Linked DNA regions of Homo sapiens: region 2 is linked to region 1. A link is a contact called in ENCODE Hi-C or POLR2A ChIA-PET data. All regions are on one chromosome and are shown on one strand. The core of a region is the stretch at or near the end of the contact, and the rest is flanking DNA. Distances in the headings are between cores, read along the strand shown. Region 1 holds the start of MAP1LC3A (microtubule associated protein 1 light chain 3 alpha). Region 2 holds the start of EIF6 (eukaryotic translation initiation factor 6).

Region 1 (5,537 bases), core at 1,821-4,320:
ATCTGATTTTTTTTTTTTTTAAAGAAATGGATCTTATTTTGTCACCGAGGCTGGAATGCAGAGCTGCAATCACAGCTCACTGCAGCCTTGAACTCTTGGGCTCAAGCAATTCTCCAGTCTGGGCCCCCCAAAGTGCTGGGATTACAGGTATGAACCACCACACCTGGCCTGCCATGGCCCCCCTCCCAAGTTTTCTTTCTTTTTTTTTTTTTTTTGATGGAGTCTCGCTCTGTCGCCCAGGCTGGAGTGCAGTGGCGCGATCTCCATTTACTGCAAGCTCCGCCTCCCAGGTTCGAGCCATTCTCCTGCCTCAGCCTCCCGAGTAGCTGGAACTACAGGCGCCCGCCACCACGCCCAGCTAATTTTTTGTATTTTTAGTAGAGACGGGGTTTCACCATGTTAGCCAGGATGGTCTCGATCTCCTGACCTCGTGATCCGCCTGCCTTGGCCTCCCAAAGTGCTGGGATTACAGGCGTGAGCCACTGCGCCCGGCCACCAAGTTTTCTTAGCATATGTATCCTCATTTTTTGTTTGAACTAAATAATTTTTATTTATATATGACTTCATATTTAGAATAGGTTTAAATTTCCACACAGCTGGAGCTTACGCGGCTTTTGTCTGTGGCCAAAGAATATGGTTGAAACTGATTTGATATCTGTTGAGATTTGTCGTGCACCCTAGTAGTTGGGTCATTTTTGTAAATGTTCCTTGTGTGATTGAAAATAATGTGTTGGTCTCACACAGGTCTGAAATTTAAATTTTAAAAGTTAAAAAACTAACTGTCAGGTTTTCTATTGGGGTTCATTGATCTTGATTAGTAACTGTATTAACATCCTCTATGTCCTTTTTTTTTTGGTTGTTTGGTTTATTAGTTACTCAAAGAGGTCTTATGTCTCCCTATGATGGAGGACCTGGCAATTTCTCCTTGTGTTCTTAATATATTTTCAGCCTCTTTTTTTTTTTTTTCGAGACAGAGTCTCACTCTGTTGCCCAGGCTGGAGGGCAGTGGCGCAATCTCAGCTCACTGCAACCTCCGCCTAGCAGGTTCAAGCAATTCTTGTGCCTCAGCCACCTGAGTAGTTGGGATGACAGGCGTGCACCACCACGCCCAGCTAGCTAATCTTTGTATTTTTAGTAGAGACAGAGTTTTGCCATGTTGGCCAGGCTGGTCTTGAATTCCCAGCCTCTAGTGATCCACCCACCTCGGCCTCCCAAAGTGCTGGGATTACTGGCATGAGCCACTGCGCCTGGCCTATTTTCAGCCTTAAAAACAAAAACCCTGGAACATAGAAGTTCAGAACTTTCCTCTCTTCACAGAGTTCCTCCTCGCATCATTTCATGTTGATCCTCTTATCCCCAGTGTCTTCTGCCTGAAGGCCTATTTTGTCTGAGTTTTCTATAGGTACATCTTTTGGTTAGTTTTTCTCTAGTACACCTTTTCCCATCGTTTTACTTTTTGGTGCCCTTAGGTTTTAAATTTCCTCTTGTAAATAGCATAGAGCTGCATCTTATTTTTTCTTGGCCAATCTGGTCATCTGTGTTTTAAGAGGTGAATGTAAACCACATTTTCTACCTCTGGTTTTGTACTATATATTTACCATCCCTTTTACTTTGCTTCCTTTTTCTCCCTTTCTGCCTTCCATTATAGTTTTAATACCCATCACTACCCTTTTCTCTGCATTGGCAGTTATAGTTCCGTTTGTATTCTTTTGGTGATCCTCTTAAATATCTGAAATACACACCTGACTTTACAAAGCCAGACAATGCTCAGTCTCTTTAACCCCCTCTCAAATTGCCCTCTCAGTCTTCCATGTTCTTGTGTCTCATGCATCTTGTTTCTGTGGCCCACAAATTAATCATTATTATTCATATTGCATATTAAATGCTTGTTTAGATTCACATGTTTACCAATTTGCTCACCATTTTTCCATCTAATTTCTTCCTTTTGGGTTCCATGTCCTTGTTACTAAACTACATTCTTTAAAAATTATTTCGGCGGCCAGGCGTGGTGGCTCACACCTGTAATCCCAGCACTTTGGGAGGCCGAGGCGAGTGGATCACGAGGTCAGGAGATCGAGACCATCCTGGCCAACATGGTGAAACTCCATCTCTACTAAAAATACAATAATTAGCTGGGGGTGGTGGCAGGCGCCTGTAATCCCAGCTACTGAGGAGGCTGACTGAGGCAGGAGAATCGCTTGAACCCGGGAGGCAGAGGTTGCAGTGAGCTGAGATCGCACCACTGCACCCCAGCCTGGCGACAGAACGAGACTTCGTCCCCCTCCCCCCTCCCCCAAAAAAATGTTGATCTTCAGTCTGCGCATTCTGCTCTGGATTTTAAGCATCATTTCTGGCAGCTCTTTTTCAGGAACTGTCTCTGCAGGTCTTTCAGTGTTCGCCTCTGGAGCTCTGCTCGGGCCCGCGAGTTCTCCTGGCGTTGCCATCTGTGCCCTTTTCCTTATTCCCCATCACCTGTCTCTCTGGTGAGCTGCTTCCGATCAGCCTCCAGGTCCACGATTTCTCTTCTGTTGTCCTTTTCTGCCTTCTCACCTCATCCTCTGAGACCTGAATTTCGATGGCTCTACTTTTCAATTATATTATTCTTTTTCAAACCTGGGCGTTCATTTCTAGCATCCTGTTCTATCCTGTGTCTGACTGTGCCTCCCGCACCTTCTCCCTTCTCTCGCCCTAAGCCCCGTGAAGGCGCCGGGCCTTTGGCTCCGGCTGTTTCCCACGGCGCCCAGAACCGCGTCAGTCCTGACACAGACTCGGTGAGGGCGGGAAGTGGTGCCGTGGGGCTGCAGCCTGGCCCGCCCGCTCCATCGGCCTAGGGCGGCCCCACCGCCCTCCGGGCCTTACCTTGAGTTCGGGCTGCGGGAGAAGCTCCCGCGCTGCCCATGACGTCACGGGACTGTGACGCGCCCAGAAGCCCCGCCCCTCGCGTCCCGGTCCGCGGACCCAGGCTCTCTGCGCCGTGACGTCACGGGTCCGGGCGGGCGGGTTGTGCGTCGGCCCAATGGGAGCGGCGCACTGGCCTCCCCTTTAAGGAATGTTGTGACCTGACGTCACCGGGCGAGTTACCTCCCGCAGCCGCAGCCGCCGTGCTCAGCGCGAGCCCCGGAGCCCTTGAGCGCGAGGCGCGGAGCCCCCGGAGCCCCCAAACCGCAGACACATCCCCGCGCCCCAGAGCCCCGGCCTGCGCGCCCAGCCGGGCCCGCGCGATGCCCTCAGACCGGCCTTTCAAGCAGCGGCGGAGCTTCGGTGAGGCCCGGCAGGCGAGCTGCGAGCTCTGGGGCAGGGGTGCCGGCCGACCCCGACTGCCGCAGGTGACGTCAGCCCCGTGACGTCAGGCTCTGGCTGGACCCTCGGGCTGGGACCAGCTCCGGCCTGGGCGGGGGCTGCCCGCTTCCCCACCGCGATAGGTGCCAGGGGCTGTGGGGCCTGATGGCCCCGGGGGTGGGGGCTGGAGCTGGGGCGTGGCCGGGGGCCGCCCCTCCGGGACAGGCGGGGCGGACCTGGGCCGGCCCGACCCGGCCTCACGGTCTGGCCGCTGTCCGCAGCCGACCGCTGTAAGGAGGTACAGCAGATCCGCGACCAGCACCCCAGCAAAATCCCGGTGAGTCCCGCACCCCCAGCCCTGCCCCGCCCCCGCCTCGCGCGTTCCCGACACGACCCCCTGCCCGCCCGCCCTGCTCCCAGGTGATCATCGAGCGCTACAAGGGTGAGAAGCAGCTGCCCGTCCTGGACAAGACCAAGTTTTTGGTCCCGGACCATGTCAACATGAGCGAGTTGGTCAAGATCATCCGGTGCGTGGGCAGCCGCCGCCAGGAGGTGGCTAGGGTCGGGAGGGGAGCCGGGTTCCCGCCGAGAAGGGGTGGGAGTGGGGTCAGGGGTGATGGGACCGGGCGGTGGGCCCCTGTTCTGGGGTGGCTGGAAAGGTCAAGGTCGGGGCTGCAGTCGGTGTTGGGTCAGAGGTGACAGCTGGGGTGAGAATGGGTGTGAAAGGCTGGGAATCATTCTGGGGGTCAGGGCTATGTCCGTCCCGCAGCCAAGCCCCTCACAGCTGCATACTCTCCCGCCGGCTGCAGGCGCCGCCTGCAGCTGAACCCCACGCAGGCCTTCTTCCTGCTGGTGAACCAGCACAGCATGGTGAGTGTGTCCACGCCCATCGCGGACATCTACGAGCAGGAGAAAGACGAGGACGGCTTCCTCTATATGGTCTACGCCTCCCAGGAAACCTTCGGCTTCTGAGCCAGCAGTAGGGGGGCTCGGCCTGGGAGTCGGGCGGCCCCGGTCAGGCCCTGCCCAGAGAGCTCCTGGTTCCTGAACTGAGCTGCCTCTACCGTGGTGGGCTGGGCAGGCATGTGCCCCCCTAGTCAGAGGGCACCAACCCACCTACTCTGCCCCTGGGTGGATCCTGGGCCGGTCGTGTTAGGGTTGTCCCTCTGGGTGCTGGCTGGTGGGATGGGGGAGGGTGGGGAGCAGCTCCCAGCACCCCTGCTGTGTGGTTCATCTTTTTTTTAGGCCCCTGCCTGTCTGCCCATCTGCCCCTCACCCACCCGAGGCTCTGCCCACCGCCTGGACCTGCCCACCCCTGAAAGACTGGCCCCTGGCTCCCCGCCCCTCGGTCTCCACGTGGTGTATGGATCTGTGGTCATTGTCCCTCTGCAGAATAAAGATTGCTCAGGCCTGCCTGGCCCTGTGCCTCCAGCCGCTTGCTTGGGAGTGGGGAGGGTGCTGGTGGGGCTGCCCGCACCATCCCCGGGCTCTGGCGCACAGACTTGTGTTCTGTGGCCGCGGTGCTCGCTCTGGAAACCCACACCTGTGTGTAGTGTTCCAGAACATTATTAGGGGCCACCCCCTCTAGGAGTGCAATGCAGATGTGGTCTCAGGGTAGACTTCATAACAAAAAACATTTATTAAGTAGCCACAATCTAACAAGCCCTGCTCACCTGCCTCTTCTCCTTCCTGTCTGGGAGGGGGCTCCTTGGTGTGCAGAGCCACAAGGTGGGGGTCCAAGTTGGGGAGCTCCCAGTTCTTCCCCATAGGCCTTGCTGTCAGTCAGCCATGGGTCCCTTTTGGTACCAGAGACTTGTGACCCTGGACTCGAACCTCTTCTGCCCAAGCACTCGCCTGCTGGCAACTCTGGCTGGAGGGCTTGGCCCAGCTTCTGGCCCCACAGCCCCCTGAGGTCCATGCAGCCCTGTGCCAGCCAGGCCTACTTGAGCACGAGCATGGCCTCTGTGCCATCCTTGGCGGTCAAGTAGAGGCCATGTGTGAGGTAGTACTCCCGCCGCAGGAAGGCATAGAAGTAATCAGAGATGAGCAGGATCTGGGGGGAGAGAGAGGGTGTGAGGCGCTGCTGGGTACCTCCCCCTAAACCCAGGATCCCTGAACTGCTGGCAGGTGTTGTTGGAAGACAGGAACGCCCCTGCCTGGCTCTGGATCACAATCACTGGAGAGGCCCTCCTCAGGGCCCCCACCTCAGGGCCCATAATTGACCCTGCAAGGTCTGGCCTCTCAGAAGCTGCCTGGAC
Region 2 (5,537 bases), core at 3,038-5,537, 730 kb after region 1:
CACTTGATAAGGCCTCTGTTATCACTATTCCAATGAGTACCTGAAACTCAAGAGCCCATATAGAAAAACCACAGGAGAGACCCCTAATTGCTGCCTGTTGGGAAAGAACAGTGGCTAACCACTGACTAGGATGGCCCTGTGACTCTTGGGTCAAGTTGGGCTGCCTCACCCTGTCCAAGTCTGGGTGGACCAAGGCCACGTAGTCATTGCAGGTGGTGACATTGCCCAAGGCTGAGAGCCGCTCCTCCACCCGCCTAATCTGCACTGTGTCTGGGAGGCTGTTGCGAATGTGTTGCAGCTCCTGGTCGGTGGTATTGTTGGGTACCAGGAGACCGTGCCTGTTCCCTGGAGAAACCCAAATTAGAGGGTGAATACACAAGATGCCTGCTGAGCCCTAGGGGCTGAGGATACCACTCAGCCCAGCCCAATCAGCTTTCCCAGGAAAGCTTTAGGCCCAGAGCCCAGCCCTCCAACCCACTGATCTGGAAAACACCCAGGGCAGGCCAGAGACCACCCAGGAATCCCAATAAATCCTGCCTACTTCACCATCACCAACTGGGAGGGAAGCTGAGCTCTTGGCATTAGCTGTATATTTTGCTACTTAAAAACTGAGCTGCCGGGCGTGTTGGCTCACGCCTGTAATCCCAGCACTTTGGGAGGCTGAGGTGGGCAGATCACAAGGTCAGGAGATCGAGATCGAGATCATCCTGGCTAACACGGTGAAACCCCGTCTCTACTAAAAATACAAAAAATTAGCCAGGCGTGGTGGCGGGCGCCTGTAGTCCCAGCTACTCGGGAGGCTGAGGCAGGAGAATGGCGTGAACCCGGGAGGCGGAGCTTGCAGTGAGCCGAGATCGCGCCACTGCACTCCAACCTGGGTGACAGAGCGAAACTCCGTCTCCAAAAAAAAAAAACAAAAAAACAAAAAAAACTGAGCTAACACTACACACATAGCAGAATGGCTAGATTATTATTTTTTAAGGCAGAGTCTCACTCTGTCACCCAGGCTGGAGCGCAGTGGTGCGATCTCAGCTCACTGCAACTTCTGCATCCTGGGTTCAGGTGATTCTCCTGCTTCGGCCTCCTGAGTAGCTGGAATTACAAGTGCGTGCCACCACACCTGGCTAACTTTTTGTGATTTTGTAGAGATGGGGTCTCACTATGTTGGCCAGGCTGGTCTCGAACTCCTAACCTCAGGTGATCCGCCCACCTCGACCTCCCAAAGTGCTACGATTACAGGTGTGAGCCACTGCCCCCAGCCAGAATGACTAAAATTTTTACAAGTCATCAATTCCAAGTGTTGGCAAAGATATATGGAGCAACTGAACTCTCATACTGAGACAGGAGTGTAAGTTGGTCAATCACTTTAGATAATTATCTGGCATCATCTGCAACTACTACTAAATAGTCACATAACCTGTGACTCTGCCATGCCACTCTTAGGTATCATATACCCAGTAGAAATATGTACATGTGTTCACTAAAAAAACATAGCAGCACTATTACTTTTTTTTTTTTTTTTGAGACGGAGTCTTGTTCTGTTGCCCAGGCTGGAGTGCAGTGGCACAATCTCGGCTCACTGCAAGTTCTACCTCCCCGGTTCACACCATTCTCCTGCCTCAACCTCCCAAGTAGCTGGGACTACAGGCACCCGCCACCACACCTGGCTAATTTTTTTGTATTTTTAGTAGACACGGGGTTTCACCGTGTTAACCAGGATGGTCTCGATCTCCCGACCTCGTGATCCGCCCGCCTCGGCCTCCCAGAGTGCTGGGATTACAGGCGTGAGCCACCATGCCCGGCCAGCAGCACTATTCCTAACAGACCAAAGTGAAAACTGCCCAAATGCACTGTCGATGGAATGGATGAATACGTTGTGATATACTTACACAAAACACACCATACAGCAACAAGAATGAACAATCTACAAATACACGCCAATCAATTTCTGAATTCCAGGTCACTCCCATCATAAAATACACAAGGACTAAGCTAAAATCTCCCTTGTTGTCAGAACTTGCTTCAAGTCCTAAGGGCATGGTTAGAGATCAGAGTATTTTAACTGAATAGGAAAATACTTTGAGGTCACTAGGCTTAAGTTTTTGTTGTTGTTGTTTTTTGTTTTTTGTTTTTTTTTGAGACACAGTTTCACTCTTATTGCCCAGGCTGAAATGCAATGGCACAATCTCAGCTCACCGCAGGGTGAGCTCCACCTCCAGGGTTCAAGCAATTCTCCCGCCTCAGCCTCCCAAGTAGCTGGGATTATAGGTATGCGCCACCACACCCGGCTAATTTCTGTATTTTTAGTAGAGACGGGGTTTCTCCATGTTGGTCAGGTTAGTCTCGAACTGCTGACCTCAGGTGATCCACCTGCCTCGACCTCCCAAGCAGGCTTAAGATTTTTAAAAATTAAAGTAAAAGTAAAAAAATAAAATAAACAGACTTCTAAAAGTGACCTCAATGAGCAGAACTAAGAAACAATGGGCAGCAGTAATGGAAGACAGATCCAGCTTAATGAAAGGACCGGCCGGGCGCAGTGGCTCACGCCTGTAATCCCAGCACTTTGGGAGGCCGAGGTGGGAGGATCACCTGAGGTCAGGAGTTCAAGACCAGCCTGGCCAACATGGTGAAACTCCATCTCTACTAAAAATACAAAAAAATTAGCCGGGTGTGGCGGGATGCGCCTGTAATCCCAGCTACTTGGGAGGCTGAGGCAGGAGAATCACTTGAAGAGAGTGTTGCAGTGAGCCAAGATCGTGCCATTGCACTCCAGCCTGGGCAACAAGAGCGAAAACTCCATCTCAAAAAAAAATAATAATAATAATAAAAAGGAAAGGACCAACGACCAGAATTAACAGTGCTGACAGGTAGGAAGGTAGGGTAGAGATGTGGTAAAGGGAATTTAAGATTCCAACGTAACTGAGCAGGAAGACCGCATATCTTAGCTAATCTTTACAGAGACAGAAATGGATGCTTAGAAAGAGAAAGCACCTTGCCCAGTCAGTGGCAGGGAGAGATGAGATACAAATCCTCGGCTGGGTATAGTGGCTCTCGCCTATAATCCCAACACTTTAAGAGACCAAGGTAAGAAGATCACTTGAGCCCAGGAGATCAAGGCCAGGCTGGGCAACACAGGGAGGCCGCGTCTCTACCAAAAATGTAAAAATTAGCCAGGTGTGGTGGCACGTGCCTGTGGCCCTAGCTACCTGGTAGGCTGAGGTGGGAGGATCACTTGAGCCTAAGAAGTTGAGGATGCAGACAGCTGTGATCTTGCCACTGCACTCCAGCCTGGGCGAAAGAGCAAAAATCTGGCCTCAAAAAAAAAAAAAAAAGAGAAAAATCCTTCTCCAACACTAGGAACTAGGTGTGGAACTTACTGAGTCACTTAGGTCAAGTCTCAACTTCCTCATCAGTCAAGTTAGGCCAGTAACTCCTACCTTCTAGTGTCTTTGTGACGAAGGAATGAGAACAGGAGTGAAAGCACTTTACATTATTTGTTATTACTATTATCCAGCAGCCTTTGCTAGAGGGTTGCCCCGATCTCCTGACGCTTGGCCTGAGAGATTCTATAGTGCCCAGAGATAACAGATGATACCCTGGGAATCCCTAGGTCACTCCGGGTTCCCTCCGGGGGTGTAATTAATGGTGCTTGGAGACCACTCCCTCCCTCGGCGTCCTCCACCTGCCTTACCCACACACATGCGCCCGATGATGCGGCAGCCGGCGATAGACGCGTGCACCACGGGGATGGTATCGGAGAGCTCGCCCTCGAACACACTGTAGGGACATGGACTCGGTGGTGGCGGGGCAGAGGGGCCGGCACCCTCCCACTGCCGGAGCTCTTGACTCCTGCGCACGCCTCCCCGCCACCGTAAGCCCCGGGGCTCCCGCCGCACCTGTAGAAGTTCTCTGAGCCTCCGATCGCTACCAGACAGTAGGTGTTGGTGAGCTTGGCAAAGCAGCCGATCTCACAGTTGTTCTCGAACGAAGCTCGGACCGCCATGAGGCCTAGGGGCGGCGGAGGCGGGAGTTCAAGGCCGGCGGATCCTTTCCCAAGTATCCCGGCCTCCGTCCCTCAGGCCCCGCCGCGACCCCGCCCCTCTCGGCCTCCCGGCCCCTCCGTCCTCGGGTCCCGCCCACTGGGCCCCCACCAGAACCTCCGGCCCTGAATCCTCTGGCCCCCACCCCTCCCGACCCAGGACCGGAGCTGACCCTCCCAGGTTCCCCTCACACCAGCTTACCAAGTAACCAGTAACAAGCTCCGCACGCGGCGACTGTACCTTGGACTCCCTAAAAAGGTTTCCGTTTCCACTTCCGTCCAGGGAGACTTCCGGGAGAGCCCGGCGCTCCCCGCCACGCATCCAGCCCCTCTACCTCCGGCCTCCGGCGGACTCTATGGTCGCGAGCGGTCTGGGCGCGACCCCGCCTGGCCCCACGCCTAGCCTGCTCGCGTTCATTCATTCATTATTCATTCAGGAGCTTTTTAGGAGCTGTCATCGACCTAGACCTCCGGCTGGTCGGTTGTGAGGCATGAGGGAGAGGAGGGGCCAGGAGTGTCTCGCGGAAGGGTTGATGATGGAGGTATTGATGGAAATGAAGCCGGAGGAAGGGCAGGTTTGGGGAAAGGGATGAGTCCAGCTGTGCCTTGAGGGACAGAAGTCCATGTCTGGAGCCCAGCAGGGGAGTGGAGTGCTGACGAATGAGATGAGGGGCTGAAGACGGGTGGACTAGAAGAGGCTACCCATGGAGAGAGTTCCAGGAGGCAGAAGTGCGGCCAGACCGAGGCTGGAGAAAGAGCGCAGCCAGAGACGGAAAGGCAGCCAGGCTGCAGGTGCTGGAGAGAGGGGAGGACTGAGGAAGCAGGGGCTCAGGAAAAGGCTGGAAAGGGGTCCAGGGTGGGCAAGGATGTGGGTGCTGGTTGGCTTCCACGATGTGCCTCTCGCACGGCCTCTATCACTCACTCAGCAGCCAACTTCTGTCCCCAGGATAGTGATGGGGGCCAAGGGCCCTGCTGCACACTTGGACAGGATGAACTTGGCCCACATTTTGTAGAATCTGCAAAAGCCCCGGGTTCTCTCAAAATGTCACAGTGGTAACTTGGAGCCCCTGGACTCCCCCAATTCCTCCTTCGGCATTCACCCTCCTCCAGGGGTTTCCCCATAATTGGCCTGAATGGTGCCCTTCCCATTCCCCCAACGTGTCCCTCCCATAACTCCTCAAAGTTCAGGATACACCAGGCGCTGTGATTCACAATAAAGTCTGCCTTTATTGATGTGTATCATGTTTACTATCCCGGGTAAGTGGTGAGTTCAGGAAAATGGCCCACAACCTGTCACAGCCTGTACTTCAAGAGACACTCAGCAAGATGATGACGACGACAATGATGATGATGATGATGATGACTCAGCAAGATGATGACGACGACAATGATGATGATGATAATGATGATGTGTGTGTGTGTGTGTTTCCGGGTATCCACATACTCTGCTCTTCCTCACTCATTCACCTCAGACCCACTCAGTCCTCTTTAGGGCATC

The links. A loop is a pair of places that touch in the nucleus more often than their neighbours do. ChIA-PET counts read pairs that join two places held with the same protein, here RNA polymerase II (POLR2A). Pooled maps may share reads with other maps.
Region 2: a loop to region 1 is called in a pooled map, with 4 times the contacts of the local background. The contact joins the promoter of EIF6 here to the promoter of MAP1LC3A in region 1. A Hi-C loop is called at or near these places in 5 of 50 pooled maps. POLR2A ChIA-PET finds 5 or more read pairs at or near these places in 3 of 52 experiments (A549, GM10248 and RWPE1).

Annotation. Positions count from the first base shown.
Region 1 is chr20:34,555,648-34,561,184 of GRCh38, forward strand. MAP1LC3A (microtubule associated protein 1 light chain 3 alpha) reads left to right here and starts at 3,071. Exons shown (of 4, transcript NM_032514.4): 1 at 3,071-3,261; 2 at 3,561-3,616; 3 at 3,700-3,806; 4 at 4,089-4,698. The coding sequence starts at 3,222. The coding sequence ends at 4,251. It overlaps PIGU (phosphatidylinositol glycan anchor biosynthesis class U), which reads right to left. Exons shown (of 12, transcript NM_080476.5): 12 at 4,895-5,332. The coding sequence ends at 5,219. RefSeq lists silencers at 2,773-2,862, 3,203-3,252, 4,827-4,876.
Region 2 is chr20:35,280,485-35,286,021 of GRCh38, forward strand. It overlaps EIF6 (eukaryotic translation initiation factor 6), which reads right to left and starts at 4,288. Exons shown (of 7, transcript NM_002212.4): 1 at 4,242-4,288; 2 at 3,897-4,008; 3 at 3,692-3,777; 4 at 170-345. The coding sequence starts at 4,003. FAM83C (family with sequence similarity 83 member C) reads right to left here. Exons shown (of 4, transcript NM_178468.6): 4 at 5,247-5,537. It overlaps FAM83C-AS1 (FAM83C antisense RNA 1), which reads left to right and starts at 4,767. Exons shown (of 2, transcript NR_109815.1): 1 at 4,767-4,831; 2 at 4,986-5,288. RefSeq lists a silencer at 4,018-4,207 and an enhancer at 4,300-4,850.